4 separate regions of the Homo sapiens genome follow, and regions 1, 2 and 3 are each linked to region 4. Evidence: chromatin loops called from intact Hi-C (ENCODE). Cell type or tissue: PC-9. All regions are shown on one strand. Each heading gives the region's core, and the rest is flanking DNA. Links, peaks and the distances in the headings are about the cores only. Region 1 has its middle 76 kb from the start of NEBL-AS1. Region 2 has its middle 95 kb from the start of NEBL-AS1. Region 3 has its middle 90 kb from the start of NEBL-AS1. Region 4 has its middle 20 kb from the start of NEBL-AS1.

Region 1 (8,111 bases), core at 1,187-6,186, 96 kb after region 4:
AGCGTGATGTTTCCTAAACTGAATTATAGATGAGAAGTGCTTCACTTTCTTGGTATAGTGGAAAGATGCATTCAGTAAGTGGTAGATCTTATTACAGTTTCCACTTATTGAGCTCATTTGGAGTTTCCTCTGGGCACAAAGTTGTTTTAGTGGCGTGCTTGACACTCCTTGGGTCTGGAAGAGCTTCTGAAGTGGAACATAAATTGTGGGGGTACATAGTATTTAAGATCTGAGTTTGGCTGCAAGTGACAGAGAAGCCAAACAACAGTGGCTTAAACAAGGTGGAAATGTACTTCTCTGTCACCTAAGTCCTAGCTAATGCAGGGGCTCTGCTCTGGGAAACCATTAGGGACCCAGGCTTGTTTTCTTTTTTCCCCACCGTCTCTAGGTCTTGCCTTTGTCCAGATGTTTCACAGTGGCTCTTATCATGTCCACTTTCCCTCTAACAAGAAGGGGTAGCAGAAGGAGGAGTGAAAACTACTACCAGAAATTTCTACCCATCACTTCTGCGTGGATTGTTTTAGCCAGAGCTGTTACTTGACCACATTGCCTGCACGTGATCTGGGCATGAAGTCTTACCTTGGAAGAACTGAGAATCGATACTGTGAGGCTGCCTAGCAGCCTTAGCCACAGGGAAGGATTTGAGTATCACAGAAGCTGTAGCCTTACAGATGATTAGAATTCATGGAAAATGATATCATAATGTCTCCCGATTGTTCACTTCTTGCCTCAATTCAGGAAGTGACACAGAGGGGAGACTTGAGTCATGTGGCTAGGAGACAGGCTCACCTTTCTACCCCATCCCTGGTCCATCCACTTCTGCTTCAGGCCTGTGAATGAAGGAAATAACCTCCCCTGTGTCTCTAAAGTTACATTCTGGTGAGTATTTCCTTCCAAAAAAAGCCACAAAATGTTCCCGTGAAAGGTCGATGTGTGGGAATGGAAACTTCGATTAAAACAAACAAAGAAACAAAAACTGTTACAAGAGCCATCTGAGACCAATCACAGGAAATTTGTTATCATCATCTAATGGATAATAGTTTAGTCATTGCTGAGTACTTCACTTTTACAATTTTGTGAAGCAGCTGATTTTCATTTCCACTTTTTCACAGGGAAGAAACGGAGTCATGGAAGGATATAGAATGAAGTAGCTCTGTTCAACAAGGAAATCTGTAGCAAAACCAATCCTGGAAACCCAAACTAGGGGTTTGATATCCATCTCTTTGCCCATCAGGTCATATTTCTTTTGGAGAAAATTAGAAATGATCTAAAGAAAAAGGAAGAAAATTGAAGAACTTTCCTCCCCAAGCCCTGTATTAACAGAATCTACATTTTTCTGTTGATTGCACAGAGGTCAGCCCCCCAGGGTTCACGGGAAACTGGACGGCCTCATCCTCAGAGCCATGCTTTGCACTCTTTATCTTTTACACAGGGTGCAAAAGTGTTGCTTAGCAACATCGATTCTTCCAGCTCTAACAACTGCGGCAGCCCGCACAGCTGACAATGGAGCAGAGTTTGCGAGTGAGCTCCTCATTTTTCAGCTTCTTCACTGTGGCGAGAGGGAATAAAGAAAGAAAAGGCAAGTGGGATGAAAGAAACACAGTCAACAGCACAGCGTGGAAAAGGACCGGCTGATGGTGGGGAATGGTCGGGTACCACACATCCCACACACGCTTAGTAAATGCTCGCCAAGAGAATTAAAAGGGGGTGATCACAGCAGCAGAGGTTAATTAGGGAAACTAAAGAGTCAATAGAATGTGATGGCCGGGCAGTCTGGAAATGGAAGTTTTTGACTGAGTGGGTGTCTAAGCACATTCATCCCCTCCCTGTTTTGGGGTTTTGTTTCTTTTTAGGCCAGGTTATTGGGCGTGTTTTTAAGGGAAATAGAAAGGATTGAGGAGGACTTCTTGTTTTTATTTTATTTTATTTTTTTGCAACTCTGTTATTGGCAAACCTAAATAGGGGTTCAACAGTTTCTTATTGAGTTATAAGTGTTTACAAAGATGTTCAGAACAGCCTGCTTTCAAAACTTCAGTGACTGTAATATCTTGGGCTGGCTTCTTTGGCCTTGTTCAACAGAGGAGTGTGCAACAGTGAACACTTGCAACTGATCTGCAACATTCAAGGTGATTTTAATGTTGGAAATACCCTCATTTCCTGGCTCACAGTCTTTCTCCCTCCTTCCATCCTTTCATGGAGATAAAATGGAAGAACATGTGCTGGCCACTCATATGAGATATTTCAAATCTGAGAGATTACAATCTTTCATATCAAATGCAGTTACGGCCCTTTGTAGAGCAGTTTTCTGAAGTGAATCAGATGAGTTTTTCAGAGCTAAAGGAAGTCAAGATGAAATAAATAAAAGCAGAGAGGAAATTGAAAGGGGTGGTGGTTGGGGGAACATATGTTTTCAGATGATATTTTAAAATAGATGGAGAGCTGATGAGACAGAGATACTGAAAACCGACTCCAGATGGCAGGAATAGCAATGGCAAGCTGGTGTGAAGGGACAGAACACAGGCTGGCACCAGACAGGGGAGGACGCGAAAGGAGAGGAGGGAAGCAAGCTGAGCAAAGCAGCCATGTCGGTGGGTGGGCTACTCAGTGTGTGAGGTTATAGAAGAAGAAATGGGAATCATTGAATTCATACCCGTCACTTTTAGTTTAATAATTTACTCAGTAGGTTCATGTCATTTTAAAAAATGATATGTCTATGAAAAAGGTATATATGCTTCACTCTGTTTTGATTTTATTTTTATTTTTAGAGACAGGGTCTTTCTCTGTTACCCAGGCTGGAGTGCAGTGGCACGATCATGGCTCACTGAAGCCGTGAGCTCCTGGGCTCATGCCATCCTACCGCCTTAGCCTTCCGAGTAGATAGGACCGCAGGTGTGTGCCACCATGTCCAGCTATTTTTTTTTTGGTGGGTGTGGTTTCTTGCTGTGATGCCCAGGCTGGTCTCGAACTCCTGGGCTCAAGTGATGTTTCTGGTTCCACCTTACAAATTGTTGGGATTATGAGATTACAGGTGTGAGCCGCCATGCCTGGCTAGATTTATCTCACTTTGATTTCTTTGCTAAACCTGTGGCTACAGGCAAAACAACTGTTCAAGTGAGAGGCCATGGGGGAAAGCTGGCCAGAGGAGGACTTCCTTAATTTTTTTTGTTTTCTATATACATTCAGCTTATGATGATACATATGTATATAGGAGTGTATTTATGCGCTCCTGTAACAATCTTGTAGGACACCAAATGAACTGAGTTTATCTTCATGGATTGATTGGGAAGGGAGGAATTTTTAAGAGAGGGAATTGAGAAACAAGAAATTATTCCAGGTCTAGCAGTAAGATGTCCAGAATGGCTTCTCATTACTAAGGGAGGTAGAACAAGTCACCCCTATTTCTGTGTGAAAAGATGCAGTTTTATTTGCATAATAATTATTAAATACCATTGGGTTTCCTGAGTCTGCATTTGGTACCATATTTCAATTCAATGAGCATTTATTGATGACCTGCTGTGTGATAGGAAGAGTTGTAGGGCTGCAAAGAGGAAAGAGTCATAGTTTGATCTTTGTCTTTTGTGTGGATGCGTGAAAATGTCTCCTTTCATTTCTGCACTCTCTGTGTGACAGTGTGTGTGAATGTGTACAAGTGTGTGTACGTATGTGTGCACGTGTGAGTGAGAATGTGTGTGTATGTGAATGAGTGTGTGTGTGTGTTGCTATCCTCCTACATGAAAGGGCCCTGCAGCTTTAGCCCTATTGCTGTTATAAATTCATATCCACTCACATTTTTGCCTCTTTTCAGTAGACCCATTGTTACTGATTTCATCCTTTTGCAACATTTAGATAATTGTTGTTATCAGCACTTAGCTACCAGGGTTACAGAAAACATCAAGATTCAAAAGGAGATTATTACGAATGTTCATTTCACGTAGGGTCACAAATTACAGCAGTAACACTTGTCTAGACCATTAAACAAGGAAAAAAATTGGTATACAGAAGGTGACTGCCCTTGTGCTACTAGAGTCTTTCTCATGGAGCTGTGACTATTACATCCATAAAAAAGTCCAATGTCTTCATTTATTGGGCGGTTCCTGTCGTGTTTCAGGGGAATGACAATCATTTCAGTTGTGGTGATTGAAGTCGTTGCTTTGGGTAGCTTGCATTCCAGTTTCATCAGAAATTGACCGAGACTTATCTTTTCTGTTTACACTTCTCTTGGACTTCTTTCATTTGTTCTTGTAGCTTGCCATGGAAACCTGTTTGTAAATCTTTTGTGGGTAATGATGTAACCAGAATAGTACAGGCAGAGCCCAGGGCCTGGCAATATACAAAATGACTCATTTAAGCCATGCTGAAATGGAGGTCAGCCTATTGCTATAGAAAACAGAAAGGACACACCATTGTATTGAGCTCATTTTATTTATGTATTTTTTTGGGGACAGAGTCTCACTCTGTTGCCCAGCCTGGAGTGCAATGGTGTGATCTCGGCTCACTGCAACCTCCACCTCCCGGGTTCAAGTGATTCTCCTGCCTCAGCCTCCTGAGTTGCTGAGATTACAGGCGCCCGCCACCATACCTGGCTAATTTTTGTATTTTTAGTACAGACAGGGTTTCACAATGTTGGTCAGGCTGGTCTCGAACCCCTGACCTTGTGATCTGCCCCACCCCCCCCCCGGACCTCCCAAAGTGCTGGGATTACAGGCGTGAGCCACCGCACCTGGCCGGATATTGAGCTCATTTTATTTGCAAAGAGGCAATGAATAATTATTATAAATTTTATTTGGAAACAATAAAGTATTAGGAGAGTGGAGGTGAAAATTTCCAAAGTAGTGGTATCTGGGAAGGTAAAACTCCTACAAGTGTATTTAAATAAAATATAAGCCAGGAAATATTACCTTTTTTTTTTAAGGATGCCTTGGAGATTTTTGATTGAGCCTTTTTGTAATAGAGAAGGGTAGAGGAATTTGTGGGGAGCTCAGATGAAATAGCTGGGTCTAGAGTGATGCAAAAAGGAGAGATAAGTTAATGAAAGAAAGACCAATGTGATGAAACTAGCCAAAATCTATGTTAAAAAGATATACACTCAGGCCGGGCCTGATGGCTCATACCTGTAATCCTGTCGCAGCTGAGGGAGGAGGATTGCTTGAGACCAGGAGTATGAGACTAGCTTGGGCAACATAGTGAGACTTCACCTCTATAAAAAATTGTAAAAATTAGCCAGACATGGTGGTGAGCATCTGTGGTCCCAGCTACTGGGAAAACTGAGGCAGGAGGGTTGCATGAGCCCAGGAGCTTGAGGCTTTAGTGAACTATGATCAGGTCACTGCTCTCCAGCATGGGTGACAGACTGAGACCCTGTCTCAAAACACACACACACACACACACACACACACACACACACACACTCAAAACCAAGTTGCTCTAAAGCCCGTGTAAACATTCTGTTTTTTTTCTTTAAATAAACTCTTTAATAAAAGGGCTTTTAAACAACTTCTTCAGGCTAATCTAAGATACTAGCCTCAACAGTATTTTTGAGAAGCGAGTTTTATATGCAAATTGTATTATGGTTTATATTCCATGTATATCCAACAAGGGGAATTAGCTGACTGAGGATGAGAATAGGGAAAGGCAGGGAATCAAAGGACAGTGGGAAGAGAGAGGGAAGGACGAGGATCCTAGAACTCAGTGGTATTGAAGTCCACAGTAGTGTTTGTTTCTTTCCATGTATGCTTTTTCCACTCCAAGTCACAATATTAACAACAGGATTATTTTGACATATTACATTTCTCTTTAGGGGAAAATAAATGGACATGCTTATGGGATCTATTTAATCCTATTTAAAGCCTAAAGCACAGCATCACTATTGTGTGTAATGTTACATTTCGAATGTTAGAGCCAGAGGATAATCTGGTCTAACTTTTTCATTTTACTGACTAGGAAGCTGCAACCTACCAAGGTTAAATGACTTATCCAGTCTAGTTAGGGGATTTGTAGAGCTCAGAACCCAGGTTTTCTTACATTCTAGTTCCGTCATCTTTTGAACAGTACTAAGAGGACTCATGGATGAGGGAGGCATGAGAGAGATAACCCCAAGTCTTCCTTGTCATTTTCTCAAAAAGCTGAAGGGAATATATTACATCTCATTGCATCAAGATGAAGCTAACCAGTGACTAGGAGACAGATGCCACTGAGATGTCCCTTTCTCTCTGAGCACCAAGTGCCCCAAATTCAGATTTAAGATGAATTGATTTCAAAAACCTTCAAGATTTAATAGAAAATTGCCATTCTTGTTTGGACTCTACTTACATTAAAATCACATCCTAAATAATCCGATTAGCTTCAAAATCCTTAAGCTTAACAGTTTAAATAGCAGTTTAGTGATTTGGTTTTAAAAGGTACAGTTATGCTAATAGCACCGTTTAACACCCTTAACTCAGCATTTCCCAAAAGTTTAGTGATTTAGAATTTTAAAATTCTACATCGAAGGGAATCTGTAGTTGGTCCTGGCCATCTTTCCTTGTCAACGGTCATCACTCTGACCATGTTCGTCTTATCTTTTATCTGCTTTTCTTAGGCTAGAATTTCCCTGGTTCCATCACTACCTGGGCCAAATGTCTTTACCTTTTACCACTCCCTAGATAACTCCCTGTTGGATGGAACTTTTGTGAGGGTCAGCTTTCAGGGCAGGGGTTCTGAAATCTTAGTGGACTTATGAACAGTCTAGAGAGCTGATTCATGGGCCCCACCTCTAGATTCTGATATGGTTGGTTGGTCTGAGATGAGGCCTTGGAATGTGAATTGGAAACAAACCTTTCTATCTAAGTGAGTTCTCAATGGGATGCAGGTGGTTCCCAGATCATAATGCTTAGTGGTGTCAGATTTTGAATACACTACTATGGATATAGGCACACCTACACTTTGGATCCCTTCACCTAATTATAGGGAGCGTTTTCTGTGTTCTGTCTGTTGGCCCAAGGATTTTCTTCACCATCACCTGGGAAACTATGACGAGAGGGTTCTAGTCTCTCCTACGATACTGCCATTCTTCCAATTGCTGAATCTGGTTCGGTGAAATTAATTTTACAATGTGAGACTTAGAAGCAAAGAGGTGACCTTGCTTTGTCATCTGATGTTAACAGGAGTCTGTAATATTCATGCCACCACCCAAGAGTCCCATTTACAAAGGAGCAGACTTCTGGTCTTCTTTAGCCTTTTTTGTTTCTTCCAACAAAAATCCAGGCTGGAGTGGATTAGGGCAATCTCAGCTCACTGAAACCTCTGCCTCCCAGGCTCAAGTGATTCCCTTGCTTCAGCCTCCGAGTAGCTGGGATTACAGGCACTCCACCACCACATCTGGCTAATTTTTTTTTTTTTTTTTTTTTTTTTTTTTTTTTGAGACGGAGTCTCGCTGTCTCCCAGGCTGGAGTGCAGTGGCACAATCTCGGCTCACTGCAAGCTCCGCCTCTGTGGTTCACGCCATTCTCCTGCCTCAGCCTCCCAAGTAGCTGGGACTACAGGCGCCTGCCACTGCACCCGGCTAATTTTTTATATTTTTAGTAGAGACGGGGTTTCACCGTATTAGCCAGGATGGTCTCGATCTCCTGACCTCGTGATCCGCCCACCTCGGCCTCCCAAAGTGCTGGGATTACAGGCGTGAGCCACCGTCTCCGGCCTACACCTGGCTAATTTTTATATTTCTAGTAGAGATGGGGTTTTGCCATGTTGGCCAGGCTGGTCTTGAACTCCTGACCTCAAGTGATCCTCCCACTTCAGCCTCCCAAAGTGTTGGCATTACAAGCGTGAGCTACCACACCCAGCCCGGTCTTTTTTAGACTCTTAAGGACCCATAAGAACAAATTAAGTTGAGTAGTGATGCTTAATGTGTCAAACCACAGATAAATATAGTTTTCTATGGAAAGCTTAGAATGGAAAATAGTCTTTCACAAAAACGACAAAATGTTTTCTGGTTCCCGCAAAAAATATCTCTGTAGAAAAGAAGGTCAGTGAGAACTTTGTGTGATTCATGGATCATGAGTAACACATGCAATGAAGGCTAAGGAAACCAGTCTAGGACATTTTTATAAAAGATTTTCACAAGAAATGTATTG
Region 2 (8,111 bases), core at 973-5,972, 75 kb before region 4:
TGGCTGTCCAATTTCATCATGTGGAACCTCCAATCAAGTAGATGACTCCAGTTGTCTTTGGTGAGCAGCTGCCAAGTCACATTTCCTCTTTCCTGTACCTAGATTTTTGTTTGTTTGTTTTGGTTGGGGCGGGGTGGCAGAGTAAGAAGGAGCCTTGTCTATTCTGTACATCCAAGAAGAGAGATGGCCAGCATGATCCTGGCTTCAAGGGACAATTTATCTTGCCATTTTATGGCACAATGACCATGATGGACATAATATCAATAAAGCAAAAAATGCACGCTCAACTGTCCAGGGAGGAGGAAGATAAAGGACAGTAAGAGCAACTAATAATGATTCACAGTTGACACTCCTCTTTCACTCCAATGATCTCATTGATTTTTTAAGATAATGCTGCAAGAGAGCTATTAATATACTCAATTTACAGATGCAAAAAGCAACTTGTAGATATTGCTCAAATGCCACACAGCTATCAAACGGAGGATCTGGAGCAAGAACCCCTGGTGTTTTGTTATTTATGTATTTATTTATTTGACATGGTCTTGCTCTGCTGCCCAGGCTGGAGTGCAGTGGTGTGATCATAGCTCACTGTAACCTCAAACTTCTGGCCTCAGTTGATCCTCTTACCTCAGCCTCGTGAGTAGCTGAGACTACAGATGTGCACCATCATGCCTGGCTAATTCAAAAATTTTTGGTTTTGTATAGACAGGATCTTGCTATTTTGCCCAGGCTGGTATTAAACTTCTGGCCTCAAGCGATCCTCCATCTTGGCCTCCCAAAGTGCTGAGATTAAAGGTGTGAGCCACTACAGCAGGTGTATTTGTTTATTTTTGACACGTAAAAATTTTTTATATTTGCCGGGTGCGGTGGCTTACGCCTGTAATTCCAGCACTTTGGGAGGCCGAGGTGGGTGGATAACGAGGTCAGGAGATCGAGACCATCCTGGCTAACATGGTGAAACCCCGTCTCTACTAAAAAAAAAAAAAAAAAAAAAAAAAAAATTAACCAAGTGTGGTGGCGGGTGCCTGTAGACCCAGCTACTCAGGAGGCTGAAGAATGGTGTGAACCTGGGAGGCGGAACTTGCAGTGAGCTGAGATTACACCACTGCACTCCAGCCTGGGTGACAGAGTGAGACTCCATCTCAAAAAAAAAATTGTTTCTATTTAAGATGTACAATGTGATGTTTTGATATATGTATATGCACTATGAAGTGATTACCACAATTAACATATCCATCACTTCATATAGTTACTATTCTTTTGTGTGTGGTGGGAACATTTAAGATCTATTCTCGGCAGGGCGCAGTGGCTCACGCCTGTAATCCTAGCACTTTGGGAGGCTGACGCGGGTGGATCACTTGAGGCGAGGAGCTCAAGACCAGCCTGGCTATCATGGTGAAACCCCGTCTCTACTAAAAATACAAAAATCAGCCAGGCGTGGTGGCGGGTGCCCATTGTCCCAGCTGCTCAGGAGGTTGAGGCAGGAGAATCGCTTGAACCTGGGAGGTGGAGGTTGCAGTGAGCCGAGATCGTAATATTGCATTCCAGCCTGGATGACAAAGTGGAACTCCATCTAGAAAAAAAAAAAAAAAAGATCTGTTTACTATTCTCTTAGTAGTTTCAAGTATACAAACATTATTATCGACTATAGCTACCACGTTGTACATGAAACCCGGAATATGTTAATCTTGTAACTAAAATTTTGTAACCTTTCACCAACATCTTTATTTCGTCTGCCCTCCAGCCGCTAGCAACCACCTCTCTACTCTCTACTTCCAGGAGTTCAACTTCTTGAGAACCTGTTTAGGAGTCGAAGTTTTAGAGTTTGTTTAGAAGTTTACGTGAGATCATGCAGTATTTGTCTCTCTGTGTCTAGCTTATTTCACTTAGCATAACATCCTCTAGGTTCATTCATGTTGTTGCAAATGGCAGGATTTCCTTATTTTTTAAGGCTGTATAATATTCCATTGTATATATGCCACATTTTCTTGATCTAGTCATTGGTCTATGGACTTCTATGTTGTTTCCATATCTTGGTTATTGTGAATAATGCTTCAGTGAACACAAGAGTGGAGATATAAATTCCTTTGGATATATACCTAGAAGTGAGATTGCTGGATGATATGGTAATTCTATTTTCAGTCTTTTGAGGAACTGACATACTGTTTTCCATAATGGCTGTACCAATTTACAGTCTCACCAACAGAGATGAGGAGATCCCTGGGATTTTGTCCCCAAATTCTGTACACTTGCAGTTGCACATTCTGTTCTCTTTAATGTACATATCCATACGTTGTGTGAATTATTCGGTCCTGGACAAGTCGTTATTGAGAACCCACTAAGATAGTAGGAAGTATGAGGTATAAAAAAGAGTTGAACGACTTGTCCTCAAGGAGTTCATGACCTGCTGGGGTGAGATAAGATCTATATACCAAACAATTTAAAAATTATGGGCTGGGCGCGGTGGCTCACACCTGTAATCCCAACACTTCGGGAGGCCAAGGTGGGCAGACCACTTGAGGTCAGGATTTCGAGACCAGCCTGGCCAACATGGTGAAACCCCATCTCTACTAAAAATGCAAAAAATTAGCTGAGTGTGGTGGCGCACACCTGTAATCCCAGCTACATGGGAGGCTGAGGCAGGAGAATCACTTGAACTCAGGAGGTGGAAGTTGCAGTGAGCCAAGATCACATCATTGCACTGCAGCCTGGGTGACAGAGTGAGACTCTGTCTCAAAAAAAAAAAAAAAATATGGAAAATAGTCTCAGACTCTATCAGATTATAAGAGTTTTATGACAGTCTAGGAGGGCTATACCAATTTGGAGATGTGCAGCTTAATTGAAGATGCTTAATAGAAGAAACTTCTGTGGTTTACGATAATTTCTGAGTAATTTAGCACAATTAAGAAATTAATATTTCTCACAGAGGGATGACAGAAACTGTAGGGGAGTTGCAGTATCATTTATGTCCACCAGATGATGCCACCATTCAGTGGAATTCCAGAGTTTTGCTTTGGGGATACAAGTACAGTTGTGGTTAAATTCAAGATGATGTCTAGAAAGATATTTTAACCTGTTTCAGACATAAATAATTTTCTTACTGCAATTTTACATGGAGTTCATGCACAGAAGCAATAGAGAATTTGAAAACAAACAAAGAACTCCTCAAATTTCTTTCAGGTTAATTCCGTACATTGACCCATTTTCCTAGCTGGGTCTTAACCACTTTTTTGTATTTGCTCTAAGTCAAGTGACAATGAGATTAATAGAAGGTGGCAGAGAGCTGTGCCTGGAGACCCAGTCTGGTAGGGAAGACCACCACCTTAGAGGTAAACTTCTTCCTCTATTAGGCATTTACTCTCACTATATATGCAAATATATTCCCTACAGCAAATCTCCATAAACAACAGATTCAGCCCAGTGGAAAAGCCAGTATGGACAGCCTGATGCAATTATATTCAGCATTAATGAACTGTGGGCTTCATCCTAATGTGTTGATATTTAGTAATCTTTGATAATGAAAGAGGGTGTAGCCTTTGAAGTCAAAGTGTCTGATGCTGCTGCATAGTTCTAACCACGAACGTTCATTATTTTGTTTGACAAATTGGCCTGCTTTGGAATATTAAACACTCAGTCTTTAGAGTGCGAAGAAGATAAAAGCAACTCTGTTTGTTGTGCTCATCGAGACTATTTCCCAAGAAGCCCAAAGCTCTTATAAGGTTTTATCTGGGAGATCCCATCTCTACGAATCTGCCTTCATCTCTCTGGAGGTGGCTGTGACAGGCATGTTCATTTGCACTCTCATTTAGGGGGAGGAGGGCCCAATTTCTTTGGCCCAGGCTGCCTCGGCCAGCCCTTGGAGTTCAGCATCTGCTGTTGTTGTACACAACCAACCCCTCTTAGAGGACTCAGAAGGCCCCTGGGTACCAGAGGGCCAAGACACTTAGGAATGCCCTCATGGAAAGCCACAATGGGAGAAGATGGGACAAGTGTCTTCCATTGCTCTGTTGTGCCCAGCAGGAAATGGGGATCCCCACAGTGCTTCTTTGGCATTCTTGTGAGACACTCTGCTCTGGCGGTGGTCAAACCACAATGGAGATGCGATGATCAGTCAATAATGATTATGATTAAAGTACCTAAGCTAAGATCCCTTAGGTACTTATGCTCTAGGGATTATACACACTGCTCTGGATGTTTTATTTTAACTCATACGATCACCTTATGAGTTGTATGCCAATTGTAATCCACCCTATCTTCTTGTTTCCAAAGTCTCTTAAATTTTTTTAAATTTTTTTGGCCAGGTGCAGTGGCTCATGCCTGTAATCCCAGCACTTTGGGAGGCCGAGGCGGGTGGATCACTTGAGGTCAGAAGTTCGAGACCAGCCTGGCCAACATGGTGAAACTCTGTCTCTATTGAAAAATACAGAATTTAACCAGACATGGTGGCACGTGTCTGTAATCTCAGCTACTTGGGAGGCTGAGGCAGGAGAATTGCATGAACCTGGGAGGCAGAGGTTGCAGTGAGCCGAGATCACACCACTGCACTCCAGCCTGGGTGACAGAGCAAGATACCATCTCCCAAAAAAAAAAAAAAATTAAATTAAAATTTTTATTTTTAATGTATTTTTTACTCTTTAGAGATAGAGCCTTGCTCTGTTGCCCAGGCTGGAGCACAGTGGCATGAACACAGCTCTCTGCAGCCTCAAACTCTTGGGCTCAGGCGATCCTCCTGCCTTAGCCTCCCAAGTAGCTGGGACTACAGGTGCATACCACCATGCCACTATGCTAGGCTAACTTTTTAAAATTATTTTTCGAAGAGACAGGGGTCTTGCTTTATTGTGCAGGCTGGTCTTGAACTCCTGTCCTCAACTGATCCTCCTGCCTCAGCCTCCCAAAGTGCTGGGATTACAGGCATAATCCCACGTCCAGCTTCAGTTGCCGCAGTCTTGATTTTGTAGTTTCCACTCTCTTTTGAGTGGTCACATGCAGTGAGAGGAGGTATTTCAAACACCAGGACTGACTCCTGGTTGGTCTAAGACCAAGGCAATCCTAGGAGTCTTGGTTTATGAATGAGCATGCAGTTGGGGCGCCACACATCGGTGTTCATGTTGCACACAGTCCGAAGGTACCACACCTAAGAGGGCATCATTCACATCATACACATACATTAACTGACAAGAGTGCTCAGGCATGAAGCTTCTGACCTTCTGGCTGAATTATAGAGCAGCTCTGTCCCATAGATCTTTCTGTGTTGATGAAAATGTTCTTTTGAATACAACAGACACTAGCCACATGTAGCTACTGAGCACTTGAAGTGTGGCCAGTACAACTGACGAACAAATGAATTTTTGATTTTATTTAATTTTAACTAATTTAATATTAAATTGAAATAGCATTATGTGGCTGATGGTTGCCATATTGGACCATGCAGTTTTAGATCATAAATCCCTCTCAGCATCTTCCATTGAGACCACACTGTCGGGAACATGTACACACACAATCACTCCCAAATTCAACCAGAGGGGTGTCTCCAAGGAGAAGTCTTGCGTGAGAAAGAGGATCCCATCTCCAGTTTGCATAAAGGCAAAGTGTAGGCCCACAGCAGCCCTGACTGTGATCCATGTCTCCACAACGAGGGTGGGAAGAAAGTGCTTCTGGGAAAAGTTTTTTTTCCCAACTATCCAAATAAGACACATCAGAACAGCAGCCTGGGCATGGTGGCTCATGCCTGTAATCCCAGCACTTTGGGAGGCCGAGGTGGGCAGATCACTTGAGGTCAGGAGTTTGAGACCAGCCTGGCCAACATGGCAAAACCCTGTCTTTACTGAAAAAACAAAAATTAGAGGCCAGGTGTGGTGGCTCATGCCTGTAATCCCAGCACTTTGGGAGGCCGAGGTGGGCGGATCACCTGAGGTCAGGAGTTTGAGACTGGCCTGGCCAATGTGGTGAAACCCCATCTTTATTAAAAATACAAAAAATTACCTGGGCATGGTGGCGAGCACCTGTAATCCCATCTACTCGGGAGGCTGAGGCAGGAGAATTGCTGGGACCTGGCAAGTGGAGGTTGCAGTGAGCCGAGATCGCGCCGTTGCACTCCAGTCTGAGTGACAGAGTGAGACTCCGTCTGAAAAAAACAAAAAACAAAAAAAACCCCAAATAAACAAAAAAAACAAAAATTATCCAGTCATGGTGGTGCACACCTGTAATCCCAGCTACTCTGGAGGCTGAGGCAGCAAATTGCTTGAACCCGGGAGGCAGAGGTTGCAGTAAGCTGAGATCATGCCACTGCACTCCAGCCTGAGTGACACAGTGAGACTCTGTCTCCAAAACAAGCCCCTCAAACTCCATCAATTGAAAACCAAGGCTGGGATTTTCTCCCTTGCTGAAATTGAGAGATGCTCACCTTAGTGCTTCCCCTGAGGATTCTGGGCTGTTTGAAAAGAGACACAGGCATCTGAAAAGAGTCCCCCCAGGGAGCACCGTGTGGATCCACGGGCAAACCAAGGCTTCTCAGGACATCCTCTTAAGATTCGACCCTGGGACTCAGGTGAGGGAAGAGCCTCATGCAGTGTGGGTGTGGGGAATTGGGGCCTGCCTTGAGCAGCATCTTCCATTGAGTATTCGCTAAGTCAGTGCTTGCAGCAATGTTTTAGAACGTTAACTACCGTGAGTAATGAGCTGTATGAGTGGTGGCTCATGCCTGTAATCCTAACACTTTGGGAGGCCAAGTTGGGTGGGTTGCTTGAGCTCAGGAGTTCGAGACTAGCCTGGGCAACATGGCGAAACTCTGTCTCTACCAAAAATACAAAAATTAGCCGGGCATGGTGGTGTGCACCTGTGGTCCCAGCTACTCGGGAGGCTAAGGTGGGAGAATCACCTGAGTCTGGGAGGCAGAGGTTGCAGTGAGCCTGAGATCACATCACTGCAGTCCAGCCTGGATGACAGAGTGAGACCCCATCTCAACAAAACAAAAACAAAAAGAAACTAGCAAAAAAGAAAAAAAAAATCAGCATACCTGGTGATCGATCAGATATGGGGGGCAGCAGGATCGAGGGGCTTTTCCACTGGTCTGCAGGGGCAGCCAGAGGTGCTGAAGAATTAATGCTCCTAGAAGCAATTTTTAACCAATGACGGATTAGAGTCTGTTGATAAATACTCCAACTTCTTCACCCTTGGTTGGGATAACTCCAAGGTGTGTTCTACACAAGGGCTCAGCAAACTAAATCCCAAGGACCAAATCCAGCCACCACCCATTTTGTAAAAAAGTGTTATTGGAACACAGCCATGATCATTTGTTTACATATGGTCTATGACTGTCTTCACATTCCAGTGGTAGAGTTGAGTAGTTGTGACAGAGACTGCCTGGCTTGGAAAGCCAAAAATATTTACTGTCTGGGCTTTTCAGAAAAGCGTACTGTTGCCTGTTTTATACAGTTTCCCAGGTTCCAGGTGGGACTGAGCTTCAGGTGCCCACAGTGGCCACTTTGATAACGCACTATTGGCTTTCTTCCCTTTCCTGTTTCACTTCTCCTCTCTTCTATTATAAACTATGTGCCCTTGAATTATTGCATCAAAACCTGCTTCTGAGGGAATTCAACCAATACAGTCACACAGCAATCAGAAATACTTAAGGCTTCTTAAATTCAAAGACTATTTTTTGGGGTATGATGGTGCTCACCATACGCAGTGAGATTAGTAGTGATAAAACCTGTGATGGGGTTTTGCAGCGTGAGAGTAAGAGGCTGCTGTGGTTTGAATGTTGGTGTCCCCCTCCCACTGCCCCAGGATTCCTGTGTTAGAACCTAATAACTGATGTGATAGTTTAAGAGGTGGGGCCTTTGGGAAGTGATTAGATCATGAGGGCTCCATCCTTATAAATGGGATTAGTGTTCTTATAAAAGAGGTGCGGTGGCTCACACCTGTAATCCCAGCACTTTGGGAGGCCCAGGTGGGTGGATCACCTGAGGTCAGGAGTTCAAGACCAGCCTGGCCAACATGGTAAAACCCCATCTCTACTAAAAACACAAAAATTAGTCGGGCACGGTGGCGCACACCTGTAATCCCAGCTACTCGGGAGGCTGAGGCAGGAGAATCATTTGAACCCAGGAGGT
Region 3 (8,111 bases), core at 2,056-7,055, 110 kb after region 4:
GCCCAGACTGATCACCACCTCCTGGGCTCAAGTGATGCTCCTGTCTCAGCCTCCCAAAGTGTTGGAACTACAGGTGTGAGCCACTGTGCCTGGACAGAAGTTTTGTGAGCCAGGATGTGGTACACTGTGTCCCTTTCCCTCTGCCAGAAGACTGACAATGTGGAGAGAAACAACTGGGCCCCAGGGTGAGAATGTAGACCCAGGGGTGATTCCTGATGGACATGTAGCATGAATGGTAGGGGAGGGAAACACTGTCAGGGGAAGCTTCACTTTGTTTGTTCCATGTTGTTTGTACAGCATAATCAAGCCTGTTCTGACTGATACATAATATCTCCATAAAGTAGTGTGGTGGCATTTTCGGTATTGCAAATCGTCAGATTCAGGGCAGAAATCGATTTGCCTATTTCAGAGTGTACCAAGAGCCATTTAATTCATTTTACATGTCCATTTTCTGATTCTCAGTAATTTCCACGTAAGTCATTTTCTTTTAAGGATGGATTATGGTAAATCATATCTAAGGCACTTAAATATTGTAAAATCTCAATTATACCGAGGTCAGGGCTGCAAACTAGGGTGGAGAAATCATGAAGTAATTTCCAAGACCTCAAACAGCGGAACTAATTGTCACACATTCCAAATTCCAAAGCTCCAAGACATTATTACTCGATAGGCACCAATTCAGATACTATTTCATTTTAGTCACATGAGTTTAATAAGCTTAGTTATCAAATTCCTCTGCCCTTAGCAGATTAAAGGCTGCCAATTAGGAGAGGTGGATTGTGAATTCTGTTAGAGGCAGTTTTACTAAAAACTGGGAGAAGAGAAAGTCTGAAAAAAGAGGAGAGACAGAGACTTTTTGGGATTCTAGGTGGCATTCTGTACATATCAACAGGCAGAGGTTCTCAGTGTGTGTTTTCTAAAGTGAGAATGAACTTGGGTCATCAATAAAAAAAAGCTTAATTATGTGTTGTACCCTAACAAGCCAGGCTCATCTCACACAAATTTCCATAAAAAGTCAAAACGAGATCATGAACTTGGTTTTCAGAAAAATTACTGACTCATTTATTTAGTGAGCAAATATTTATTGTTGACTAAAATAGACACTGCTAATCATTGGTGGGGGGTCTGGGGAGGAGACAGTAACTTTCCCTGTTCTCCAGGAGTTCACAGAGATAGAAAAATAAATAAATGTGACACTGTGTCATATGTTTTACTGGAAATGAATATACAGTTGGTGAGATGGAAGCTCAGAAGAGAGAGAGGCAAATTCTTGGTGAGGGAGGGTGGTAGGTTAAGAGACATCCCTTGGAAAACTAATGGTTCTGCTGAGTGTAGATGGGTAGTTGAGCAGACAACCAAATTGATTGGGATTGGTGTTGGGGTGCAGGGAGATCTTTCAGGCAGAGAACATTCCCTATGGGTGGCAGTCATAAGAGACATGACTGAACTCTTCAGCAAACTGGTATCTGTCTTTGTCATTGGTTTTTAGTTTCACTAGAAGTCTGATTTCCAGTAATTTATTTTTATTTTTATTTTTGAGTCAGGGTCTTGCTGTGTCACCTAGGCTGGAGTGCAGTGGCACGATCATGGCTCACTGCAACCTCCACCTCCCTGGCTTAACTCATCCACCCACCTTGGCTTCCAAGTAGCTGGGACTACAGGTGCACACCACCACACATGACTAATTTTTGTATTTTTAGTAAAGATAGGGTTTCACCATGTTGCTCTGGCTGGTCTCAAATTCCTGAGCTCAAGTGATCCTCCTGCCTTGGCCTCCCAAAGTGCTGGGATTACAGGTGTGAGCCACCATGCCCGACTAGACACTGATTTCTAATTTGCACCTTCAGAAATGAAATTCTCTATATCATTCATTGGCTGCAGTGTTTTTAAAGAATAACTTTTATGTTTGAGAGGAAACCTATAGGGAGCAGCTATAGCCATCTGGAAATAGCATCACCTTGTTTGAGTTATAGGGTCTTAGCACAATTGACAGAAAAATGAGAAATCTGTTATGTCATTGATTTCTCCTTACACAAATCGTGCAGTTTTGGATAAGCTAATATTTTTCTGGGATATTTCTAAACACTTCTAGAAAAGGGCTCTATTTCATGTGGGCCTAAATGATAACAACACGGAGTCGAACTCTTTAATTCCTATGGAAATTGTGAAAATGGGCAACAAACTGCATTGCCTAGTCTCTTTTGCTTGTTTTCTACATTAGTACACCAATACAACGCCAGATTCTCCTGGTTGAAAACACACATATTTATGGATTTTTTTTTCAAAGTACATCTTATCAAAGAAGTACTGTGAAGACAAGGAAAAGTACAGATACAGCCCATTTTAAGAAAATCCCAAATGAAAAAAATGCAGATTTCCATAAAAGCTCCTCCTGTATATCTAAACATTTTTAAATGTTTATTCATGATATCTGAGAGACTTGCCTGCCCTGCCGAGTGAGATGTAAATGAGAAGTGCATATTTTTGCCTCTTTTGTCCTGTTGCCATGAGGTCCTACATTTATATATATTTTCATAGTTGTGCATTTATATTAGAACAAAACTTTACTTTAACACATATACACTTCTTAATATTTATGTAGAAAATTGCTTTAATGTATTAATTAAATGAGCTTTTGTATATATGTTGTTTTATTTCTAATTTTAATTTTAATTTTTAGAGACAAGGTCTTACTCCGTCGCTGAGGCTGGAGTACAGTGGCATGATCATAGTTCACTGCAGCCTCTAACTCTTGGGCTCAAATGATCCTCCAGCCTCAGTCTCCCAAGTAGCTGGGACCATCGGTGTGCACCACTATGCTTGGCTAATTAAGTTTTTTTGTTTGTTTGTTGTTTGTAGAGACAGGTTCTCATTTTGTTGCCCAGACTGGTCTCGAACTCCTGGCTTCAAGCAGTCCTTCCGCCTCGGCTTCCCAAACTTCTGGGATTCCAGGCACGAGCCACCATACTTGGCCTACGTGCTGTTTTAAAACAAATTAACTGAAAATGCACAATTGGAAAAATTCCACATCTCTAAAACAATGAGAAGAAAGTAGCTATGACTTAGTAAAATCTCAGAAGGGCATTCTACTTTTGGAAGAAATATAAATGTTTCAAGATTAGCATGTGATGGAGCGTGAGAAATATAATGGGTCCTCACATGAAAATCAAGCGAGTTTAGAAGGCAATTCTTTCAAAATCGCTGGTAGGTTTGTCTTCCAAGTGGTATTGGTTGGTGGCTGGGAAGAAGCTATTCAGGCACAGTGAATGTGACAAGCCCAGTGACACTACCATAGGCTAGAGGAAATCAGATTGGCATAACCCTTTCACATTTTTCCGCACTAACCCACTGGTCTCTTTTCTAAAAAGCATTCATGTGCAACAGGGCTAGCCATGCGTAAACTCCCCACCAAGCTTCCTAATGAGTTGACCAAGAACCATGACCAGACCAGGTGGTAAAGTCATGTTGAGTCTTGGCAGCAACCGGGTTCTCTCTGTGCTAGTGCGTATGCCCCTGTGCTTTGGCTTGAATGTTGCTGGCAATGGAGCAGGAGGGAGAAGGCAAGGTTATTTCATTCATTCAGTATTTCTTAGACGTCCATCCTGAATTCTGTGAATTTCTAATTTCTGGTTGAACTCTTCTACTCTCTTTAGTTTTATTTCCCTCAAGAGACTTCATTGTTGCTGTTTTTTATTTTTATTTTTTTATTTTTTTTTTGGGACAGAGTCTTGCTCCGTCACCCAGGCTGCAGTGCAGTGGCACGATCTCGGCTCACTGCAACCTCTGCCTCCTGGGATCCTTCCTGGGTTCAAGTGATTCCCATGCCTCAGCCTCCCCAGTAGCTAGGATTACAGGCTGAGACTTAGTTTTAACATTGGCCTTTTATATTTGCTCTACCCATTCAATCTTGTTTATTGAGTATCTACTCAGTGATTGCAGCGAGAGAGAAACAAACTATAGACTCTTGCCCATAAAACTGTTACAGTGTAACTGAGGAGGCAAGCCATACAGACATAAAGCAATCTGTGAATGAGGCAACAATGTATGTATAGCTGCATTCAACACTCAACGCATAAACCACACACTGTGACCACTTGCGGTTAAATGAAGGGTGCAGAGAAATTTGAGAAAGTCTCAAAGCCACTCCCATCTCTCTGGACTGCAGAATTTAATACCCAATCTGGGACCACAGTGGCTGGTTTATCCAGCAGGTGATTAGGGCCTGAAAAACCAGCTTGTGCTACCCAAATACTTGGGAACTGTGCTGGAAATTCAGGTTATTTATACTAGGGTTTTTTTCCCAAGATGACAATTGTATTAGTCAGGACTCTCTGGGGACAAATGAGAGAAGCCCAGGCCATAGGCTCTTCAGTAAGAAAAGGTACGCTGCCTCTGGAAGGATGCCAGAGTATCTGTTCCAGTCATAGGCAGACCTGTAAGAGTGTAGCTTCTTCCTTCCCAACTTGCCTTTGCACATTTGCACATTTGTCACCTAGGCTGCAGTGCAGTGGCACAATCATGGCTCACTGCAACCTCCACCTCCTGGGCTCAAGTCATCCTCTTGCCTCAGCCTCCTAAGTAGCTGGGACTACAGCTGCACGCAACCACGCCTGGCTAATTTTTGTATTTTTAGTAGAGACGGGATTTTGCCATGTTGCCCAGGCTGTTCTCGAACTCCTGAGCTCAAGTGATCCTCCTGCCTTGGCCTCCTCTTTGCACACTGGCGTTATTCTCTCTCTTCCACCGAGGACTTCTCTGAGAGGAGCGGTATATAGTGGCTGATGATCTTAGCTAAGTGACTGCAGTGCAAAGAGAGAGTTTCCTTCTTCAAGCATTGCAAAAATATTTCAGAAAGAACTCAGACGGGCTCTTTTGGTTCTCAGTGTACCCCTTGAACAGATCATTGCTACAAGGAGGTGGGGTGCTGCTACTGGGGTGGAGGGACATGATGAGTGCCCAGAAGAAGGGACAAAAACTTCCTGGATAGTCAAATACAACAACTACACAGTTTCATTTTGAAAGTCCATTTGTGAAATCAATTTAAATCGACTATTGCTTACCCTGGGGTCATGCTATGCTGTCCAGCATTTTCCCTGATAGGCCTTCCTAACTTATTTGTGTTTCTATTCTCTAAAGAATCTTTAAGGCTTTTATACCAAAGGGGCTCTGATGGCATCTGGTAAGTGTAAATGTTTCTCCTCAGCACTGCGCTCCTGCTTAATGAAACAGTCACCAAAGAAAGGGTGCATTCAGGTCAAGTGCGCTGGCTTACGCCTGTAATCCCAGCACTTTGGAAGGCTGAGTTGGGTGGATCAACTGAGGTCAGGAGTTCGAGACCAGCCTGGCCAACAGGGTGAAACCCCGTCTCTAAAAAAATTCAAAAATTAGCCAGGTGTGGTGGCAGGCGCCTGTAATCCCAGCTATTTGGGAGGCTGAGGCAAGAGAATTGCTTGAACCTGAGAGCTGGAGGTTGCAGTGAGCCGAGAATATGCCACTGCATTCTAGCCTTGGTGACAGAGTGAGACTCTGTCTCAAAAAAAAAAAAAAAAAAATGCATCCCTCCTGCATATCCCATAATTTTCCCTTCTTAAATAAATGTATTTTCAAGTCCTTTGTGATAAGTACAGTACTTTTTCCATCCTTGTGATAGTTCACTGGTATAGGATCAAAATGGGCATCGGAATTAGGTGAGGAAATAGCCCATTGCTGAGTTGGACCATTTATTCCACTCTCTCTACACAGTCTTAATTTTTTTTTTTTTTTTTTTTTTTTTTTTTTAGTGGTGGTGGGGAACACTTCAAACTTACAAAAAATTTTCAGTACACTACAAAGAACATTTTTATTCCTGAAATCACTTGAAAGTAAGTTGCCAGAATGATGTTTCCTCATTGCCAAATATTTTAGTGTGTATTTCTCACAAACAAGGCATTCTCTTACATAACCACATTCTAACCATCCAAATCAGAACACTAATATTTATTTATCACTGTGATCTAATCCTCAGACCCCATTAAAGTTTTGCCACTTGCCCAAATAAATATTCTTTATTGCAAAAGGATCCAATCTAGAATGATGCCTTGTACTCAATCATCATGTTCCTTCAGTTTCCACTAACCTGCAAGAGTTCCTTCGTTGCTTGGTGACTTTCACGACTCTTTTGAAGCCCAGTTAAGTTCCTCAGTTTCGGTTTGGGTGATGTTTCTTCATGGTTATATTCAGGTTAGGCATGGTTGGCAGGGATTTCATGAAAGGGGTGCTATGTTCTTTTCATGGTATCCTATCAGGTGGCACCAAACCTGGTGATGTTCACTTTCATCATTTGATGAAGGTAATTGACATGATGTATCCTGGACCTCATCAAACTTTTAATTTGCTCATGTATTTTTATTTTTATTGGTATAGACTTCAATTTCATATTTTATTCAATGGGTTATAATCCATCACTATCATGATTTATTTCTATCCTTAAGTTGTTCCACACCTGGCCCATGGGAGCCCTTATGAGCAAGTTTCCAGGTCCTTATGACACAATTCCATCATTCTTTGGGTACATCCTTACTTTCTGGCACAGTAGAGATGTTCCAGACTTATCTTATATTTTTCCTCCCCCATCCCTGGAATCAATCACTTCTCCGAGGATGCTTGATTCCTTTTAGTGAAGAACAGTCTTTGGAAACCAACCGTCTAGGGACATTAAGTATGCTTGTTGCTATTGGAGTGTCATTGCTCCTGGACCTTCTCAGTGGACACAGCTAGGAAATGTATGTGTTTATATGTGTGTGTTAAATATCAATTTCTTTATCTATTATAGGTACTATTAAAAATGAGTTCCCACCAATATCTCCACCTTCAGTTTTCCCACTAGGAGCCATGATGAGAAACCTGGCTCCTGGTTTTTTCTATGTGTTTACTTATTTGATCAACCCTCCTGTGCATAACAAGCCTCACATCCCCATGGCTGACTGCCTTTCCCCTGCTTCCCATGAAAGCCTTTGTCATCCTGTGCCAGCTGCTGGAGCTCCCCACAACTCAAATGGTGGCCCCATTGATTTTAGGCCAGCTTAGAAAAACACAGTGGAAAATTTTTGCATCATTTGATTATCAAGTCATGATTGCAGTTTGTTGGGGTTGGAATGTGACTATTAAATAATACCAGATCAGCCAGGTGTGGTGGCTCATGCCTGTATTCCCAGCACTTTGGGAGGTCGAGGTGGGTGGATCACTTGAGGTCAGGAGTTCGAGACCAGCCTGGCCAACATGGTGAAATACTGTTTGTACTAAAAATACAAAAATTAGCTAGGCGTGGTGGTGCATGCCTGTAGACCCAGCTACTTGGGAGGCTGAGGCAGGAGAATGGCTTGAACCCAGGAGGCAGAGGTTAACAGTGAGCTGAGATTGTGCCATCACACTCCAGCCTGGGCGAGAGTGATACTCCATCTCAAAAAACAAAAAACAAACAAACAAAAAAACCAGATCACATTTTAAAAATGACACCTACCAGAATATCAATATCTGAATAAGCCAGAATTAGCACTGTTGGGAGGGTATATAATCATTCCATCAAAGTTGCATTTACTCAAACAGGTTGGACACCTCCTTCTAGATCTGTTTTTAGAACCACTTTCCAAGCCCAATCCAGAAACCCAGCCTTGCTTCTTTTCCATTGTAGTCCTAGTTAAAAGCAACCAGAGCTGCATAAATCTCTGTGGGAAAATTATTTTTATTACAATGATTTATGTATATGCTTATCTTCCCCTCTAGTCTGTGAGACCCTAAGATCCAAGGCTAACTTCATATTGTACAGCATCCAACAGAATAGTTGTTGAATTATTCAATGAATGAATCTTGTCTTTGATTCAATTTTCTCCAGCTTATATGCCAGAGTTAGTCCCAAATGACTCAGCTGTTCCCAAAAATGAAATTCGCCCTCAAAGTATGAATATTTACCACAATTGAGAAGAGTCAAAAATATATGTCTCATGCACGGAATGCAATATCAAAAGAGGAATTTTCACAGAGTTTTGAGCAGTCTCAAGATCACAGAATATGGATATCATATCCAAAGTATCTATTTAGAAAGTGATGACATGCTTTTGTTGTATCTATGTGTT
Region 4 (8,111 bases), core at 1,012-6,011:
GGAAACTGCGTTTTTTGGTGAGTTAGCTTCTCATGGGGTCTCAAAGACCAGCCGACATCAGTAGTTTCACTGGTATGTAGGACCTGGAAGAATATCTCAAAGGGAAAACTTAACATTCTGTAATGCTCAAGTTGCCATCTATGGAGCTGTAAAGGGAAACCATAATCTAGGGTCTATGTGTTTCTAGGAGAATGGTCCCCAAAGAGTTATGAGGAAGGAGGCCAGAGAGAAGGCTGACCTTGTGATCAATGCTGAGTGTGCTGTAAGCCTGACTTATTTTCATTTTTGTTTCTCCCCTTCCCCACTTCTTCCCTGATTAAATTTTATACAGCTTCTAGGGATGGTTTCACAGGGGGACAAAGCTGTAATCCTTTTTCTCTTTATCTCACTCCAGCCCCCTTCTCTATTTGAGTCACAATATACAAACATGGATCAATGTTTAATTGCTGCTTTCAAAATTTGGGAATTAATGCAACTTTATACTCCATTCTCTGAGAAGAAAAACTTCTAGACATATTGTGGAACAGCAGTTCTCAACCCTGGCTGTCCATCAAGATTACCTGTGGAGCTTTTAAATATACAAATGCCAGCTACAGCTTCAGAATTCCTGGCAGCAGGGCCCTGGGCATCTGTATGTTTAAACAACCTCATAGGGATTCTGATGCACAGCCAGGGCTCAGTGCCATGGCTAGAGAAAATCACTGGATAAAATTCACTAGAAGAGAAGTAACCATTTTTTTCACAAGTGGAAGAGCAAAATTAAATATGCCACGATTTGTCTGAGGAATCTGTGCCAATGTATCTTCATCATGCTTTTAGTTTGTAACTATGAGATCCATCACAACTGCTAACTGGGAATGTGAGAAAACGAAATAACATCCGAGAAAAAAAATTCGCACTTCATGAAAAATGCTGTCATGCATTTCCTTCGCAGCAAAGCTTGGACATGTATTAGAGGAAAGATAGCATTATACAGAAAAAGTTTAGAGCAAAATCTTGAGCTTTTAAAAGAATGCTTAATGATATTGACATAGACTGGGTCAAAGTGATACCAATGAGTGGTTAAAACTATTTTTTTGTCAAATGAATTGTTCAGAAGAGTTCTGGTACTGCATACAAGCTGAGTAGTGTCCTTGAAGCCAGTCAAGTGGAGAGATTCAGAAATAAAGAGCTGTCTCCAGTATCAATAGTGCCAAAATAAAGCTAGTGACAACTGGGCATGGTGGCTCATGCCTGTAATCCCAGCACTTTGGGAGACTGAGGCGGGCGGATCACTGGAGGTCAGGAGTTCGAGACCAGCCTGGCCAACATTGTGAAACCCCGTCCCTATTAAAAATACAAAAATTAGCCGGGTTTAGTGATGGGCGCCTGTAATCCCAGGTACTTGGGAGGCTGAGGCAGGAGAATCTCTTGAACCCGGAAGGCAGAGGTTGCAGTGATCCAAGATTGTGCCATTGTACTCCACCCTGGGCAACAAGAGCAAGACTCTGTCTCAAAATAAATAGATAAATAAATAAATAAATAAATAAATAAATAAATAAAAATAAAAATATAGGCCCGGCGTGGTGGCTCACGCCTATAATCCCAGCACTTTGGGAGGCTAAGGCAGGCAGATCACGAGGTCAGGAGTTCGAGACCAGCCTGACCAACATGGTGAAACCCTGTCTCTACTAAAAATACAAAAATTAGCCAGGCATGGTGGTGCGTGCCTGTAATCCCAGCTACTCAGGAGGCTGAGGCAGGAGAATCACTTGAACCCGGGAGTCAGAGGTTGCAGTGAGCTGAGATTGTGCCACTGCACTCCAGCCTGGGCAACAGAGTGAGACTCCATCTGAAAAATAAATAAATAAACAAATGTATAAGTAAAATAAAATAAAAGCCAGTGACACAAACAAACAAAACTCTTTGGAGGGTTTTGTGTTGGTATAATCAATTGCTTTAATTTTGGTTGTGGGAATATACAGCCCTTATGAAATGAATAAAAAATATTTACAGAGTGCTTGTAATTAATATCAAATAGCACCAATATTTCTGTTGGATTGTAGTATATTTTGGTAACTTTGAATTTACTGAGAGCTAATTTACTATCCCTAGAGTATAAAATATACATGTGATTATTTTAAACTTGACTAGTTCACATGTATATTTTAAATTACTTGCATGTATACTTTAAACTCTAAGGAGAGAGAGGGAGGGAGGTATGTGGTTACATGGTATAAAAACAGTGAAGATGAGTTTGTTTTTCAACTCTTGGAATGACAGTTATGCAACTAAATGGCTGACATCCAGTATTTAGCCAGTCATTGAAAGCACCTGTCTCATGTTTTGAGCCGGTCTGGCAGGTTCATGGATGGAATATATTCAGTGGGAATAAAAGTCCTTCCTGGTGACAGATAGTCAATTTAATTACTAGAATATACTGTACATCTGGATATGTTGTGATGTTTAGGCTGAACATCACCCTGACAACTTGAAGATTTATGTTTTTAGAAAACACCCTAAGTAGGGTTAATTTTATGGCTGTCACTCAAGTTGAGCTAGGTGTATTTCCTCCTTTATTATCATTTGCTGTTTCTTCCTTGTGGTTTAGTCTTGTTGAGTGATGTCTCTCCAAAAATTTGAAGATCTTCCTTTCATAAGGATGACTGTATCTACTGACATTTCTAGGGTGACTGCTTGGATTGATTTGACAGTCATCTAGATAGGAGAAAGGAGGGTTGACAGGGCTAGGAAATTATCTAATTTTATTAGTTAATAATTTGTGAAATTCTAAAATGTACTTAGAAGTGGGAGTCGTTTCAATGACTCCCGTGCACTTCTCTCCTGTGTCCCATTCGTGTTCAAGTTCTCTCTATCCAGTCTGGCTTTGATCACCTCTTGAATCTGTCCCCACTACAGGTGCCTTATACAAACAGTACCCATTTTTCCCTTGATCTACATCATTAGCTTCCTTTCTGATTTCCCTGAAGTGAGTCATGTCAGATTACATCTGACTACATAGCTCTGTGTATTAGTATTTTTTTGCGGCAGGGGGTGGGGGTCAGGGCGGCGGGGCGAGGGGTAGCAAATGATTGAAAACTTGAACCAAAGTAGCTTATGCAAAACTGAAAGGAATTTGTTGGCTGATGTAATTGGATTGTGCAGGACAGATCTGGGGAGAGGCTCTGTGTGGCCTCAAAGTACGGGTATAGGACTTCCCTTTCTCTATTCTTGGCTCCACTCCCAGGACAGCTGCTGGCCCATATAGTGGCTTTGTGAGACTTAGAAAAAGGTGCCCTTCCCTTAAGTAAACAACATTTAAGTGAGTACACTGTATTTCTCATAATAACAAAGATTACAAAATAATTCTTTAAAGGTGATCAGTTATTGAACTTGAGGTCATAAAAATTAGTAATTAGTTCCAAATGAACAGTTAGATAGTCAAAGTCTCTATGATTTAATGATTTGTTGTTAAACAGTTACGTGGCTTGCTTTTGGTATCAATGCTTACTTCAATAACTTTTTTTCTATTAAAAAAAGAGTTGCTAGACTTGACAGTATTTATTGTAACTTTGTAGAATCTAAATATTTTAAAATACACTTAAGGCTGGGGGCAGTGGCTCACACTTATAATCCCAGTACTTTGGGAAGCTGAGGGGGAAGTATCACTTGGGGCCAGAAGTTCGAGACCAGCCTTGGTAAAATATTGAAATCCCATCTCTATTAAAAAAAAAATTAGCCAGGCATGGTGGTGCATGCCTATAGTCTCAGCTACTCAGGAGTCTGAGGAGGGAGGATCACTTGAGCCCAGGAGTTCGAGACTGCAGTAAGCTATGATCACGGTACTGTACTCTAGCTTGGGCAACAGAGCAAGACCTTGTCTCAAAAAATAATAAATAAATTTTAAAAATACATTTTAGTTTTGGGAAGCTACATTCTTCAATGGGAGAAATATCATGATAGTATTTTATCTTTGAATTTGCAACATTTAAAAATAATATGCATGTGAAAAGATGCTGGATTTCAACAGCAGATAATTCTTGTGCTGAAGAAATCTCCACAACAACAAATAAACATGGCTACACTGTAAGTGACAGTCCATTACGGGCTTCCTTACAAGACTGTATAAAGAATCAAGGGCACAATGCAAGGAAAATATATGGTACTGTGCTTGAGTAAGCCCTCAATCAATATCAGCTATAATTATTATCAATTATTACTCAAAATGAGGTTGTGGAATTCATACCTTTTTCTCCCTTTGTCCTTCTGTTGCTCAGTGGTTGCTCTAGAATTTCTATAGAGGAGGGCTTTGGACAAGCAATCTGGTTGGAAGGAGCTCTGTAGGACTTGGCTTGAAATAGTGTTTGTACAGCTAGTGTAGCCCTTAAAACTTGGATTGTATCATCCAAGCGTGGGTGATGAAGGGATAGATAATGGTGATTTCAGTGGGGATGGGTTTTGAAGCTTCCCCAACTCATCACTCCTGCACCCCTGCTGGTTTCCGACCATTTCAGGCTTTTGGCTCTGGCTCTCAAATTTCTTTGCAGCCACCAATAATCAACTTTCTGTCCAGTTCCAGCTACTAGCTGTGTGAGCTCAGATCTCTGGCTTCCTTGAATCTCTTGGCTGCTGTAGCTTCCAGGTCTCCAGGTGCTCACCCACGTCTTCCCCCATATTTCTACCTTCTCTCTCCCATTCTTCCTCCCTGTCAGCCTTCCACTCCACCCCATCCCTGTGATTGGGTTGCTACATCCTGGGAGCATTGGGAGCTTGTTCAGTGCATTTGAACACGCTCTTCCCTCTGTCTGCAGTGCTCTGTTCCCTCCTGACTGCCCAGCAAACTTCTTATCGCTGAACATTCAACATCGAGTCAGTCCTGGAGATTTTCCACCTCTGGAATAAAGTGTGCCTTCGGAGTCAGTCTTTCTAGGGACTCTCATCACGTCATTGGTATTCAAGGTGTTTGTATATTTTTTTATGTTTCATTGTTTTTAGACTGTGAGCATCTTGAAGTCAGAAATTGTGTCCTCTTTTTTTTTTTTTTGAGGCCTGTCACCCAGGCTGGAGTGCAAGGCATGATCTTGGCTTACTGTGACCTCTGCCTCCTGGGTTCAAGCAATTCTCCTGCCTCAGCCCCCCTCGTAGCTGGGATTACAGGCACGCACCACCATGCCCAGCTAATTTTTGTATTTTTAGTAGAGATGGGGTTTCACCATATTGGCCAGGCTGGTCTCGAACTCCTGAACTCAAGTGATCCACCCGCCTTGGCCTCCCAAATTGCTGGGATTACAGGTGTGAGCCACAACGCCTGGCCAGAAATTGTACCCTCTTATTTTATTCCTGATGTTTATCACAATGACTGGCATTTAAAAAAAAATGTCTATTGGCCGGGCGCGGTGGCTCACACCTGTAATCCCAGCATTTTGGGAGGCCAAGGCAGGCAGATCATGAGGTCAGGAGATTGAGACCATCCTGGCTAACAAGGTGAAACCCCATCTCTACTAAAATTATAAAAAAATTAGCCAGGCGTGGTGGTGGGTGCCTGTAGTCCCAGCTACTCAGGAGGCTGAGGCAGGAGAATGGTGTGAACCCAGGAGGCAGAACTTGCAGTAAGCCGAGATCGTGCCACTGCACCCCAGCCTGGGTGACAGAGAGAGACTCCATCTCAAAAAAAAAAAGAAAAAAAAAGTCTATCAAATTAGGAGAGGGAATGAGTGAATGAATGAATGAAGTGTCTAGAAATTGCATTGCCTAGAAGAGTTTATCTACTAAGAAGCAGATTTTTTGAGAACCTGGGAATGATGGATTACCCATAAGATACCCTCTACTGAGTAGGTCATTAAAGAAACAAAAACCTTGGGACCCCTTTGAGAAGAGCAATCAATAACCCTTTAATACTCCTGCTAAGCCTGTAAAAGAGATATTCTAAAAACTTTGTTTTACAGATATTTGACTGTCATTCTTTCATGCCTCCCACTGTCTCTAGGTCTCCTGCATCATTTCTAGTTTTAGAAGTTGGGGAAGCTTTTGATCATCAAATGCTTTGTGGGAAAGCATGTCATATTTACAAAGGGAGGGGCTGGGAAAATGATTCTGAAATTGATGAGATTTGGTTTTTGATAAGAGTGACTCACCATATAGAATGCCTTCAGCTAAAAGCAACAATATTGTTATAATGTACCTATTGTTAAAGCCTTTGGGCGTGTGGTCAAATAATTACATAATGGAATCACAGAAGCCAGTAGCAAATGCTGGTTTCACTCTTTCCTTCTGAATAGGCCTAGCAAAGTAACAACAAACTCAGGTGTTGTCCTGGCAATACGATAGGACATTCCAAAGATAAGAACTTCCATTGATAGGAAAAATTTTGACTCTGACTTCCTAACCTGGTATCCATGTACTATAAAGAAGGCTCAGCTCATCCTAATATCGAACGGTGGGTGAGAATTCAACTCCAAAGCCAGATGGTCTGGATGAAAATCCAGATTCTTGCCTTACTAGTTATGTGATCTTGGGCAAGTTACTTATACACTGTGTGCCTCATTTTCCTCATCTATAAAATGGGGTTATCATAATACTAGTAGGGTTATTGTGAGGCATAGTCAATGCATGTGGAGTGCTTAGATTACTGCTGGCATATCATAAGCTCCTAGGAGTGTTCATTAAAACTATATCAGATTTAAGAGTACTTGGGGGTGAGATCCCAGGTGGGAAATTGGCAAATTGAGTAAGAACACCTGTGGATGCTCCTAAGCCCAACACAGAACATATTGTATATGAAACTGTATCCCTTTATTCTAAGTAGTTTAAGGTTCCTCCATCAATAAAAAATACTTCAGGCATTATTAATTATAAATGGGGGAACACTTCTAAAGGAACAAATGAACAGAAAGCAATGCCTAGTTCCTTTCTGGAAATGTTCTATTCTTGGTCCTCAGAGAGAGGAGGAAGATGAATTATAAGAAGGTAATTTGGAAGCCCTCAGATATTACTTACCTCAAACAATAAAATACAGTTGGTTAATAAAAAGGACAAATCTATTACATAGCTTTATGTACTTGCTGGTTAAATTAGCATTTTGTTTTATTCTACAAGCATAATAATCATTTTTCTGTGTTCTACAAGGACATTTCAATATCAGGAAGAGTTTGGATCTCTAGATCTTGTATTCTTAATAAATCTATTCTTAATGATCCTTTAAATGTTTGGTATAAGCAGATTATAACACCCAAGTTGCATTAAGAGATTAATTGCATTGTATAATTCACTTCTAATAATCAACAAGTAGAGCATCTACTTTAAATTATCCTTGGACGATTCTGCCTTCCAAGTTCTTATTAACTACTCAGAGATGTACCAGATCCAGGATGGTTTTTTGGTTGTTTTTTAATTAGAGACAGAGTCTCGCTCTGTCGCACAGGCTGGAGTGCAGTGGTTCAATCATAGCTCAATGTAGCCTCTACCTCCCAGGCTCAAGCAATTCTCCTGCTTCAGTCTCCTGAGTAGCTGGGACTAAGGCATGCACCACCATGCCTGGATAATTAAACATTTTTTTTTTTTGTAGGCACAGGGTCTTGTTATATTGCCCAGGCTGGTCTCAAACTCCTGTCCTGAAGTGATCCTCCCACCTTGGCTTCTCAAAGCATTGGGATTACAGACGTAAGCCACTAGGCCTGGCCTAATCCAGGATCTTGTGTTGTCTTTTCAGTCAATTAATAACCACATATTGAGTGCCTATAATATGTCAAGTTTTGTGCTCGGGTAGCAAGATGAATTATCCATGATATCCTAGCACTTGAAGAATTTATAATTTATTAGGGGAGACCGATTCCTTCTTGCCCTGAAGCAAAAAGGCCACTTTAATCCAAAACACCTCAATTCTGGGATGATGTCTGAAATTCTGAAACATTTCAACAGAGTCATTGAATTGAAGCTGTTATTTTGCATCAGTCAGAGATGAGATGCTGTGATGCCCAGAAGGATTCTGAGCAGGGGAGCAGAATGAGAAAAATGGACACTTTAGAAAACCTTTCCAAATTGTTGGATTAGTTTCTCAGACCTCCCTTAACAGATTACCGTAAATGTGGTTGCTTAAAACAACAGAAGGCTGGGCCAGGCGCGGTGGCTCATGC

The links. Hi-C counts contacts between places; a loop is a spot of excess contacts. Peaks named below come from ENCODE experiments on the same cell type or tissue, not always from the same donor. Only the 100,000 strongest peaks of a DNase experiment are listed, where the experiment ranks them.
Region 1: a loop joins it to region 4, with 3 times the contacts of the local background. A loop is called at or near these places in 5 of 110 quality-filtered maps.
Region 2: it touches region 4 in a loop (7-fold over the local background); 4 of 110 quality-filtered maps call a loop at or near these places.
Region 3: a loop joins it to region 4, with 10 times the contacts of the local background. A loop is called at or near these places in 5 of 110 quality-filtered maps.

Annotation. Positions count from the first base shown.
Region 1 is chr10:21,093,786-21,101,896 of GRCh38, reverse strand. It overlaps a transcript of NEBL not described here. Among named protein-coding and RNA genes, the nearest start is that of NEBL-AS1, 76 kb to the left of the region's middle. RefSeq lists an enhancer at 4,003-4,297. In PC-9, for the core only: no CTCF peak of the experiment used is centred there; a DNase peak (open chromatin) is centred at 4,226; H3K27ac peaks cover 3,161 bases.
Region 2 is chr10:21,265,009-21,273,119 of GRCh38, reverse strand. It overlaps a transcript of NEBL not described here. Among named protein-coding and RNA genes, the nearest start is that of NEBL-AS1, 95 kb to the right of the region's middle. In PC-9, for the core only: a CTCF peak has its summit at 2,943 (motif pointing right); a DNase peak (open chromatin) is centred at 2,979.
Region 3 is chr10:21,080,203-21,088,313 of GRCh38, reverse strand. It overlaps a transcript of NEBL not described here. Among named protein-coding and RNA genes, the nearest start is that of NEBL-AS1, 90 kb to the left of the region's middle. RefSeq lists a silencer at 3,599-3,752. In PC-9, for the core only: no CTCF peak of the experiment used is centred there; a DNase peak (open chromatin) is centred at 4,263; H3K27ac peaks cover 1,554 bases.
Region 4 is chr10:21,189,745-21,197,855 of GRCh38, reverse strand. It overlaps a transcript of NEBL not described here. Among named protein-coding and RNA genes, the nearest start is that of NEBL-AS1, 20 kb to the right of the region's middle. In PC-9, for the core only: no CTCF peak of the experiment used is centred there; DNase peaks (open chromatin) are centred at 2,305 and 3,115; H3K4me3 peaks cover 1,074 bases; H3K27ac peaks cover 2,495 bases.